Linked DNA regions of Homo sapiens: region 2 is linked to region 1. A link is a loop called in an ENCODE intact Hi-C map of the cell type or tissue named here. Cell type or tissue: heart right ventricle. All regions are shown on one strand. Each heading gives the region's core, and the rest is flanking DNA. Links, peaks and the distances in the headings are about the cores only.

Region 1 (5,711 bases), core at 1-4,000:
TTATTATACTTTATTTTTAAATGAATTTTTGATTTTTGTTGGTACATAGTAGGTGTATCTATTTGTGGGTTATATGATTAGTATACAATTTAAAAGTAAAGGAGACAGTGTGGATTGGCTGCAGATTATGGAGTTGAGGCCCTGGCTATGCTACCTGGCTCCTGTGTGATCACAGGTGAGTTAGTCAGTCTTTGGGAGCCTCATTTTCCTTATTGGTGAAAGGGTCAAAGTGGTGGTACTCCTAGATTACTAAGGATTAAGTCCAGCCAATTAACATTTGTCAATTGTAAAGAACGTGCTAAGTGTAGAAGGGTTTATAAATTGTAGCCATCACCATTAGAAGATTCATAGTGGGACAGGGGGAGACCTTGTCTTGTTTTCAAGCATTTCTGATGGTTAATTCTATAAAGATGGCATTCACAGCTGTTTTAATACACAGAAAGAGTGATGTCCACTCAGGGTGAACCTGAGGCTGAGCAGCGTGTTTGTAAATGGAATAAGGGAATTACAGTTTATAAAACAGTTGCTAAATTGGATTTCTAGTGGACGGTTTAATTTGTAGGAGACCGCTGTCTCTGAAAGGAGTATTTTTACTCACTGAACAGCCATTGAACACACACAGTGATGTGTAGGGTCAGCATTAGATGCTGGGGATGCAGAGAGGAATGAGACGTGGGTTCTGCAAGATATCTTTCTATCTAGTGTCTGAGGCGCCTTGCTGCTGATGAGACACACCTGGCTAATGGTGTTTAAGGAAGAAAGGCTGTATCTCTCAAATCTATTCTCTAATAATGATACTGTGTTAACATTTTTTTGTTTCTCATTAAAATAGGTAGTTCTTGTGTTCCCTAATTCTGTTCCCCCCAGGAAGATTAAATGTTGCTATTTGAGGGAAAAGATTAGTTTCAAAAATGTTCTAATTGAATAATGTACTTGATGTTGAACTGAATGAAGCCTTAACAGTATGCATTTTCTTTGGCTGTGTGTTTTACTGAAGGGATTTTAAATGCTGTCCCAGAGTAGAGCATGTGAAATGATTTGAATGTTCTTCACTAGATGTCATCAATTTCTGAAATATGCTTCTTCACTCTTTCAGAGTTGCTGGAGAATGTAACCCTAATCCATAAACCAGTGTCGTTGCAACCCCGTGGGCTGATCAATAAAGGGAACTGGTGCTACATTAATGCTGTATCCTTCCTGGACGCCGTCCGCAAGGCCAGCTTGTTGCAGCTGTCCCTCCTTTGGGTGCATGTGACTTAGCTCAGCTTCCGTGGGCCATCTAGCTCTCCATTTGAATCCCTAAGTCTGGTTTATTACTTGGTCTGCCTACCTTGCTTATAAACAGGATTATTCCTGACCCCAGTCCATCTCCCTCTAAAAGAGAGGATATGTTGGCACGTGAATGAGGGCTGCAGACAAGCTGGCTCTCATTAGAATAGTCACAAATAATAGGGCAGAGCAACCACTTACAACTGGAAATTTGGTTTTAACTGATTGAACTGTCTTGGTTAGGTCAAGTTCTTGAATACAAACGACTGACTGCTTCGTAGATCCTTATATGGACATCACAGGACACTTACCCTAGTAACTATTTGGTTTATTCCTTTTCGTGGTGACATATCTAAGTAGTTCAACGTCCTTAGCTTCCTTGTGTTTTTATAAACATTCTTGTGCTTCATGTGCCTTCAGGAAATGTGGTGTGTCTGTTCATTTCCTTTACGCTTCCTTACTGCCACTACATAGACACTGCAGGCATTGGTTGCTTGCCCGCCGATGTACCACCTGATGAAGTTCATTCCTCTGTATTCCAAAGTGCAAAGGCCTTGTACGTCAACACCCATGATAGACAGCTTGTAAGTAAGGTGGTGAAAGATGTGTTAAGTGGTGGGGTTTTTCCCGTCTGATAATTAGAATTGAAATAGTTTAGTAAAGCTCTTGATTTCCTGCAAATGAGTCCTATAATTCTGTCTTTTTTTAAAAATAGACTGTTGGCGATTTTATATGGAAGTTAACCAGAAATGGAATTGGAGCATTGATGATCTGTGTTCTTTAGATTCAGTAGAAAATATTTTAGCGTTTACCAGCATATATCACTTGAAATAGACCAAAAATGCATATAGAAGAGACTTGAGTTCACTAGCTGTTACAGCATTGGTTACCTAAAATCTACTATACTCGTATAGCTGATATTCTACTTAGCCATCAAAGCTCTTTAGTAAAAGTATATATTGTTTAAAACTGCACTATTTAACATTTTTTCCCCATGTTTAGTGTTCGGCTAATGAATGAGTTCACTAATATGCCAGTACCTCCAAAACCCCGACAAGGTTAGTAAAAATGAGTTTTGTTGATGCTATTACATATTGGGAGTTATGGAGACAGATGACTTAAATTTGGTAAATTCAGTCTTGTTGGGAAGATAGTGTCTTTACACCTATGCCATTCTCAACATTCAGCCAGGTGGGAGGTGGGGGAGTTTTGATGATGTTGCTTTTTTCATCATTTATGAGTTCATTGTAGTTAGGAAAACCTGTGTCCTCTTTCCATTGCAGCTCTTGGAGATAAAATCGTGAGGGATATTCGCCCTGGAGCTGCCTTTGAGCCCACATATATTTACAGACTCCTGACAGTTAACAAGTCAAGCCTGTCTGAAAAGGTTTGAGACTTCTCTGTTGTCACTAGTATCAAGTGTTGCCTTTTGTTCCAGTGTTTGTGTGGTAACTGTTGCTTATTGATATTTGCCCTCTGTCTCCAGCGCTATAAGTAGATGTAGGTTTATAAGAGTCCATTGCTTGGATGATATGGTGCACCAAGCACTGCTCTCAGTACTTTACATATATTAACTTAGTTGACTCTGAATAAAGTATGATTATGGTCTCCTTGTTACGGTTAAGAGAAGTGAAGCCACTGTCTGAGGTCAGGTAGCTAATGTACATGGCAGAACCCAGCTTTCAAGTCAGTTCTCTTAACCACTGCACTATATGCCACTGGGGTAGAATGGAGTGCACTGGGCCTGGAATGATGGCAGTATTCAGAAGAGCTTATGTCTTCATCATACTTACAGGCTTTAGTAGCTATTTGATGTACTTGATTCCTTTACCTAATTTTTTTTTAATCACATACTTTGTTACTAAAGGCATGAGACCAAGGGGCCAGGGAGCCCTTATAAAAGGCCCTGGGGCTGTTGAGAGTGACTTGGGCCGCCCTTAGCACCGTTAACTGGAGCATTTCTTTCCTCCCAGATTGAGTTTGTGATGAATCAGTACAAGCAGTTGAAATGATGCTTAGGGAAATGTATTCAGAGAGAAAAATAGTTGAGAAAATGCCATTTAAGTCAAGTTTACTTGAAGCTTCATTGCTTTGAAGAAGAGTGAATGTCGAGGGCATCGTTGCAGGATACCACCAGGGGTAGCATAGGGTCTTAAGCTTTTTAAATGCTTATAATGCAGCTTTTGGTATTGGCTTGGAATTTGCACTTCCCAAGTAATGGGAACATGGTGTTAGGGATGCAGAAATGGAATGAAGTGCGCCCTCTGCCCTCAGTGAGGGAATGAGTTAATGAATAGTCAACAAGAGAAGCACAAAGATACAGAGATGCCTTAGAACCCAGAGGGGCCCACCTAGCACAGGTGGAGGCAAAATAAAGTGGGTGCTCAGGAACCCCTCTTGGATCGTGCACAGAGATAATGCTATGAACAAAAGCATCTTCTAAAGGTTACATTAATAGGGGATGTGTTGGGCTCCCCAAGACCACCCTGAGGTTGGGTGATTCACTGGAAGAACTCAGAAAATGCAGAAGCTGGTATACCCGTGGCTATGGTTGCTGACAGCAAAAGCATGCGGAGCAGAGTCAGGAAGGGAAAGGACAGGTGAGGCAGGGCCTAAAGGAAACTTCCAGACTCCTCTCCCAGTGGGGCCACAAGGCTACGCGTAACTACTCCAGCACCAGACTGTGACCACACGTGAAATGCTGCCAACCAGGGAAGGTCATTACAGACTCCGTGTCCAGAGTTTTTACTGAGGGCTGGTCCCATAGGTACCATCTGCCTGGCTTGAACCAAAAGTCCAAACTCCCAAAACAAAAGCAAAGTGTTCAGCAGAAAGCACATTGCTTGCGCAAACGGTTTAGGCAGAATCCCGTATCAGTTATTGGACCGATGGGAACCTTTCTGAAATCCAAATTCCCAGACACCAGCCAAGGGGCAACCTTGCAAGCAGGCCTTTCCAAGGAGAGCCACCCAGGCCTGCTATGAAAAGTCTTCAGCACACTTTGGCTGTGCCAGTTTTTGCCCTTTTCTGCACACGTGCAGAGCATGCACTCACGTGAACAGCTGCTGTCCACGTCTACTATCTGGAGAGGGCAAGTAAACTTTGCAGTTTACCTAGATGCTTCAAACAGAACAATTTGCAGGGCCTTGGAATAGGCAGTTGTGCTGTGAAGAATGAAATATGAACTGATGATAAGTAACAGAATCAAACACTCGTGATGTGGGATTATTAAACTCTTGGGTGACTCGTCTGTGAATGATTTTGCTGATGTATGTGTAACACAGCTAACGCTCTAAATCAGTGGAGTTTTTCCACATGTAGTTTGAGTTCTTTCCCATGTAGTTGTCCATCATCAAAGACAGACAGAAGCAGACATAGGGCTGCTTAGCTCATTGCTCGAGTGGTGACCCTTGCAGTTGAACAGTGAACTGGCCCTAGACATCTAGTTCTTCGTCTTCTATTTTGTTTACCCAAGACAGAAACTTTTTTTTAAATAACTTTTTTGTGATAAAGGTAATGTGGCCAGGTGTGGTGGCTCATGCCTGTAATCCCAGCACTTTGGGAAGCCAAGGCAGGCAGGTCACCTGAGGTCAGGAGTTTGAGACCAGCCTGGCCGACATGGTGAAACCCCGTCTCTACTAAAAATACAAAGATTAGCCAGGCATGGTGGCACACACCTGGAGTCCCAGCTACTCGGGAGGCTGAGGCAGGAGAATCGCTTGAACCCGGGAGCTGGAGGTTGCACTGAGCTGAGATTGCACCACTGCACTCCAGCCTGGGTGACGGAATGAGACTTTGTCTCAAAAAAAAAAAAAAGTATATTTATTGAAGAAAATTTCAAAAATACAGAAAGTATAAATAATAAAAATCCCCATTAGTCCACCCATTTAGAGATATGTGTTTAGTCAGTTTCTCCTTTTCCTCCTACTCTTGGGATTTCAGCTATGCAAGGGAAACCCATGTCATCATGTCATTGTTTGGAAATACTTTACATCTTCCATTTCAGAGGAGGCATGGTTGGACTTTGCAAGTACTGCATGTCCTGCAGGCCTTTGACAGTGATCAGTTCACAGTAACGTGATTATATTTGACCTTTTCAGGGTCGACAAGAAGATGCTGAGGAATACTTAGGCTTCATTCTAAATGGACTTCATGAGGAAATGTTGAACCTAAAGAAGCTTCTCTCACCAAGTAATGAAAGTAGGTTATGGTCCACTTGCCGCAGAGTTGTGCAAGAGTTCGCTGTAAACAGGTGTTGCATACTCATATGTTATGTTGCTTCCCTGCCCCTCAGTCGTTTTCCTTTCAAATAGCATTTATTCCCTACGATAACTTACACCATCGAGAAGGTTATATTTAGGTAAATTACAGTTTATCCCGAACCTCTGCCATTTTCCTTTAACTTTTAATTAGGAAAATGATCAAGCCTATAAAAAAGCTGA
Region 2 (5,711 bases), core at 635-4,634, 95 kb after region 1:
CTACAAAGTGCCCACCATTCTAGCATCTTTCCCATCGGTCTGTGGTGTCTGGTGTGGGACCTCATATGAAGGGGGCCACACAGCACACTCCCTGTACCCCCAAATGGTGTTTTGCTCAACATCACATTGGTGAGGTCTCCCCGTGGTGTTGCGTGATCACCGGTTCTTTCCTTTTGTCTGCTGCATATTACTGCGTGCTGTCCATGGCCTCTGTCTTAGAGAGAGGGCTTGAGCCCCTGGGCTATGCAGGACACTGTCCCAGGCACCAGGGTGAGGAGGGTGGCTGGGAGGGTGAGTTTGGGTGTGGGGGGGGTCAGATCCCTTGAGGGGGATTCCCAACCCGACAAGGGGTGGGGTGGGTGTGTACACAGAGGGCCTTGTGTGTGAGGGAAGGTACTTCACGGTGCTATTCAAAAATTAAGGAGACTGGCCAGTGCGGTGGCTCATGCCTGTAATCCCAGCCTCCTTTGGCCGAGGCAGGAGAATCGCTTGAGTCCAGGAGTTCAAGACCAGCCTTGGCAACTGGCAAAACCCCATCTCCACGAAAAATACAAAAAGTTAGCTGGGTGTGGTGGTGCATGCCTGTATTCCCAGTTACTTGTGAGGCTGAGGTGGGAGGATTGCTTGAGCCCAGGAGGTTGAGGCTGCAGTGAGCTGTGGTCACACCACTGCACTCCAGCCTGGGTGACAGAGCAAGACCCTGTCTCAAAAATTAAGGAGATTATTTGTCTGCAGGACCTGGTGCCCAGCCAGCCTTCCACCAATGCCAACCCTGAGTGTTAGGGTTGAGCTGGGAGCGTCAGTGGTGTGGTTTGTCTGAGGAAATATAGAACCGTAGACACAAGGGGAAACTTGGCAGGGGCAGTGGGACGTACCCACGACAGGGCCACGATCATCTGAGAAACCTACTGGGCTTCACCCAGAGACAGGATGGGCTCTGGGACCTCTCGGTCCCTTGGTGATGTTCTTTTTGGGGGAGTCATCCCGAAGACCCCCGGGGATCTGAACAGACGATTTCTGAGCAGGGATGTCTTGTGGCATGGCACGGACGCGATCATTCTGCCTCCGGAATGTGAGAGGGTGGAAGAGGCTGTGTGCACGTCATAACAGTGCCCAGTCAGACAGTGGCCAGCCCTGTCCTCCCCACACTGCACGGCCCACTGTCCCTCCCCTGCCCACAGGCCCCTCGGTGAGGCCAGGGTGCTTCTGGGGCCGCGGGAAGTTCTAGGCCACTCTTGTAAGGACGGATGCCTATCAGACCCAGAGCGTGTTTCCTGCCGTTTGTCTTTGGCCAGCACTGGCAGGGCCCCTCCCCATCTTCCCTGGAAAGCATCAGAGCGTTCCCCGCACAAGCCTGTGGATTTCCCCAACGCTCAGAGCACAGCCTTCCCCGTGAGTCAGGTGCCGGTCCAAGGGCTTCCCCACGGTCACTCCCTCAGTCTCACAGCAGCCCTGCTGCCGTGATCCCATTTTACAGAAAGGGAGACCGAGGCTGGGGCTGGAGGAGGCTGGCCGAGGGCACATGCTGGCAGCCTGGGGCCCAAGCCGGGGAGCCTGCTCTTCACAGCCCAGGAGCCGCAGGAAGGGCCTGGGGATTCCGCTCACCACCTCTACCTGGCCCCTGGAGAAAGCCTATGGTGCGGCCTCCAGTTTTCCTGCCCCTGGGAACTCCGGAGGGAGGCAGAGGGCAACTGTGACCCAAGAGGGACCTTTGATCCAGCCCCTAGAGTAGAGTGTGCCTAAGGCTCTGAGCCGGACAGCCTGTGTTCAAATCCCAGCCCCGCCACTTGCTTGTCCTGTGACCTGGGGCAAGTCACTTAACCTCACTGTGCCACAGTTTCCTCCTCTGCAAAAATATTGAATTCCAGCTCTTCCCTCCTGGGGTGTTGGGGAGATGGGGTGAGGAGTGCAGTGAAGGCACAGACCAGGGATGGTGTGTGGTAAAAACTGGGAAACGCAAGCCGTCTCTGGGACAGGCTGGCTTTACACATTTGAGAAATGGCTTAAAAGGGGGTCCTGGCAGCTTTTCAGCGCTAAGGTGTTGTGATCTAGGGGCCCTAACAGTGTTCAGAGCTGTGTTGGTGGAAGGGGGGCCACGGGGCTGACAGCCAGCCAGGGCAAAGGTACTGTGTGGAAGGGCATCTTGTAGCTCCCTTCTGCAGAATCGCTGGGATTCTGGAGCTCTCTAGACTCTCTGTGCACGGGAGAGGCCTGGGATAGCCATCTTTCCCGCTTCCCACAGCACACAACCTTCCCCCCTGACCTGTCAGTGGCGGTGTTCAGGGACTCACGTGGGCCTTGGAAGAGGATCAGTCCCGAGGCCTCACGTCGTGGTTCCCTCTGACGGTTGTTTTTGGGTCTGTCCTCAGGGGGAACTGGATTGGAGAAGCCCCCTACAAGAATGGCCGGCCCTGCTCTGAGTGCCCACCCAGCTATGGAGGCAGCTGCAGGAACAACTTGTGTTACCGAGGTAGGAAATTTACTCCCAACACTTTTGCAATGAATTTGCCCTCAGTCTGAGTCATGCGACAGCGTTACATGAAACAGGGGAATTAAAGAAGTCAGTCACCCCTCCTGGCCCTATTTAAGACGCTCTCAGCACATTCCTCCCGCCTCCGTGATGAGCTGAGCCTCATCTCCAGGGTCTAGGCTCAGCTTCCAGGCCCCTGGAGAGCCCCACTGCCCCGAGACATGGCTTCCCATGGGCATCTCCTGTGCCGGGCTCTGCAGATGCTGGACACAGCATTAAATGCAGACGCACTGCTCACCCTCGTTAGCATTCACAGTTTCATATAAAATAGGCCACGGGCTGGACATCGTGGCTCACACCTGTAATCCCAGCACTTTGGGAGGCTGAGGCAGGAGGACCATATGAGGCCATGTATTAGGGTTCTCTAGAGGGACAGAACTAATAGGATATATATAAATATGTATATATGAGTTTATTAAGGAGTATTAAACTCACGTGATCACAAGATCCCACAATAGGCCATCTGCAAGTTGAGGAACAAGAAAGCCAGTCTGAGTCTGGAGGTGGAACAACTTCAAGCCCGATGTTTGAGGGCAGGAAGCATCCAGCACGGGAGAAAGATGGAGGCTGCTCCCAGTCTCCACCTAAGTCAGTCTAGTCTTTTCACATTTTTCTGCCTGCTTTATATCCTAGCTGCACTGGCAGCTGATTAGTTGGTGCCCACCCAGATTACGGGTGGGTCTGCCTCTCCCAGCCCACTGACTCAAATGTTAATCTCCTTTGGCAACACCCTCACAGACACACCCAGGATCAGTGCTTTGCATCCTTCACTCCAATCAAGTTGACACTCAGTATTAACTATCACAAGTCCACCCCTTGTCAACTTGAACCCATACACATCTCCTGAGATCATACATAATCTTCAAATAAAGACAATAATAAGATCATAATTACACTAACATAATACAACCATCCTTCGTAAAACTGGAAACTCACCAATCCCCAACCCAAATACTATGACATAAAGTTAACAATACTTAAATGCTGATATGAAGTTAATAAATCTTATGTCCCATGATGAAGGAAAAAGGAAATAACATGAAGATATTTTCTTAGTACAAGTGTATACATGCACAAGCAAGTTTTTAACAAAAGAAGGAGGAAATACTCATAACAATTACAGTCCTCATATCTGCAACTGGTCACGTGGTTATAGCTGGTATTGATGACTACCTTCTTCTACTGCCCATTCTGTATTCCCTTTGCCTTCAGCAAGCACCTCAGCAGGTCATGGTTTTTTTCCTGGTGGAGTGACCCAAACCTTCATTCCTAAAGGGTCTGGACCATTTGTAGTCCTGCCTGGATTAGGCTGTTGTAGTTTCCCATTGACCTTAATCACAGGGCATGGTAATACTAAGAGATGCCCTAAGGGAGCTCCTGTATTCCACGCATACTCTTCCTTACCTCCACTGTGGAGCGGTAGACTGATTTCATCTTGATGATCCATGTCACTCACCCCAGCCAACACTGTAACTCCCTTCTTAGCCTGTTGACTTAAGGGGAGGAGGAGCCCAAAGTGTCCAGGTGGCAACCTTAACTTCCAGTTTAATGGGATTGCTGCTATGTCTCCTGGTGGCAGCGTTCCTCCCTCTGGAACTAAGACCTCTAGGCCAGCAGAATGTAATGTCACAGGAACAGGAAGCAAAAATTTTGCTAGTGGGTCACTAGGGGTGAGGGTGAGTGATGCCATTTCCACTTCCACCCCTTAATTCCTGAACTCGTGAATATTGGCTATGGGAGAAACAATCCCACATATTGGATGCTGATTGAGGGCATACATGGCCTTCTGGAGAACTTTGCCCCAGCCCTGCCAAGTATTGTCACCTAGTTGGCATTGTAATTGTGACTTCAAAAGGCCATTCCACTGTTCTATCAATCCAGCTGCTTCAGAATGTTGGGGAACATGGTAAAACCAGTGAATTCCATGAGCATGAGCCCACTGCCACACTTTTTTAGCCATAAATTGAGTGCCTTGGTCAGAAGCCATGCTGTGTGGAATACTATGACGGTGGATATGGCATTCTGTGAGTCCACGGATGGTAGTCTTGGCAGAAGCATTGCACGCAAAATGGGTAAACCTGTATCCAGAGTAAGCATGTGTTCCAGTGAGGACAAACCTCTGCACTTTCTGTGATGGAAGAGGTCCAATGTAATTAACCTGCCACCAGGTAGCTGGCTGATCACCCCGAGGAATGGTGCCATATCGAGGGCTCAGTGTTGGTCTTTGCTGCTGGCAAATTGGGCACTCAGCAGTGGCCATAGCCAGGTCAGCCTTGGTGGGTGGAGGTCCATGTTGCTGAGCCCATGCATAACCTCCACTCCTGCCAACACGGCTACTTTGTTCATGGGCCCATTGGGCGATGACAGAGGTGACTGAGGAAAGAGATTGAGTGGTGTCCACAGAATGAGTCGTCCTATGTACTTGACTAATAAATCCTCCTCTGCTGAGGTCACCTTTTGGTGAGCATTGACATGGGATACAAACATCTTCACAGTTCGTGACCACTCAGAGAGATCCATCCACATCCCTCTTTCCCAAATTTCTCTGTCGCCAATTTCCCAGTCATGCTTCTTCCAAGTCCCTGACCATCCAGCCAAACCACTGGCTACAGCCCATGAATCAGTATATAATCGCACATCTGGCCATTTCTCCTTCCATGCAAAGTGTACAGCCAGGTGCACTGCTCGAAGTCCTGCCCACTGGGAAGATTTCCCTTCACTGCCATCCCTCAAGCATGTCCTAGAAAGGGGCTGTACTGCCGCAGCTGTCCACTATCAGGTAGTGCCTGCGTATCATGCAGAATCATCTGTGAACCAGGCCCTAGTCTTTTTTCATCTGTCAACTGATCATAGGGAACTCCCCATGAGGCCATTGGTACAGGCTGGGGGAAAGAAGGCAGGGTGGCAGCAGTGGAGACCATGGGCAGTTGAGCCACTTCCTTATGTAACTAACTTGTGCTTTCAGGACTTGCTTGAGCTCAATCACACATATGCCACTTCCATTTGATGATGGAATGCTGCTGTGCACGACCCGCTTTATGGCTCGATGGGTCAGAAAGCACCCAGTTCATGATGGGCAGTTCAGGTCACATGGTGACTTGATGACCCATAGTCAAACGTTCAGTTTCCACCAAAGCCCAGTAACAGGCCAAGAGCTGTCTCTCAAAAGGAAAGTAGTTAT

Evidence for each region. Peaks named below come from ENCODE experiments on the same cell type or tissue, not always from the same donor. Only the 100,000 strongest peaks of a DNase experiment are listed, where the experiment ranks them.
Region 2: it touches region 1 in a loop (2.1-fold over the local background); 2 of 110 quality-filtered maps call a loop at or near these places.

The regions. Positions count from the first base shown.
Region 1 is chr16:84,757,620-84,763,330 of GRCh38, forward strand. USP10 (ubiquitin specific peptidase 10) reads left to right here. Exons shown (of 14, transcript NM_005153.3): 5 at 1,097-1,188; 6 at 1,744-1,853; 7 at 2,272-2,327; 8 at 2,553-2,656; 9 at 5,370-5,469. Among named protein-coding and RNA genes, the nearest start is that of CRISPLD2, 60 kb to the right of the region's middle. RefSeq lists a silencer at 3,304-3,598. In heart right ventricle, for the core only: no CTCF peak of the experiment used is centred there; DNase peaks (open chromatin) are centred at 1,222 and 1,772.
Region 2 is chr16:84,852,360-84,858,070 of GRCh38, forward strand. CRISPLD2 (cysteine rich secretory protein LCCL domain containing 2) reads left to right here. Exons shown (of 15, transcript NM_031476.4): 6 at 2,370-2,470. Among named protein-coding and RNA genes, the nearest start is that of CRISPLD2, 35 kb to the left of the region's middle. In heart right ventricle, for the core only: no CTCF peak of the experiment used is centred there; no DNase peak of the experiment used is centred there.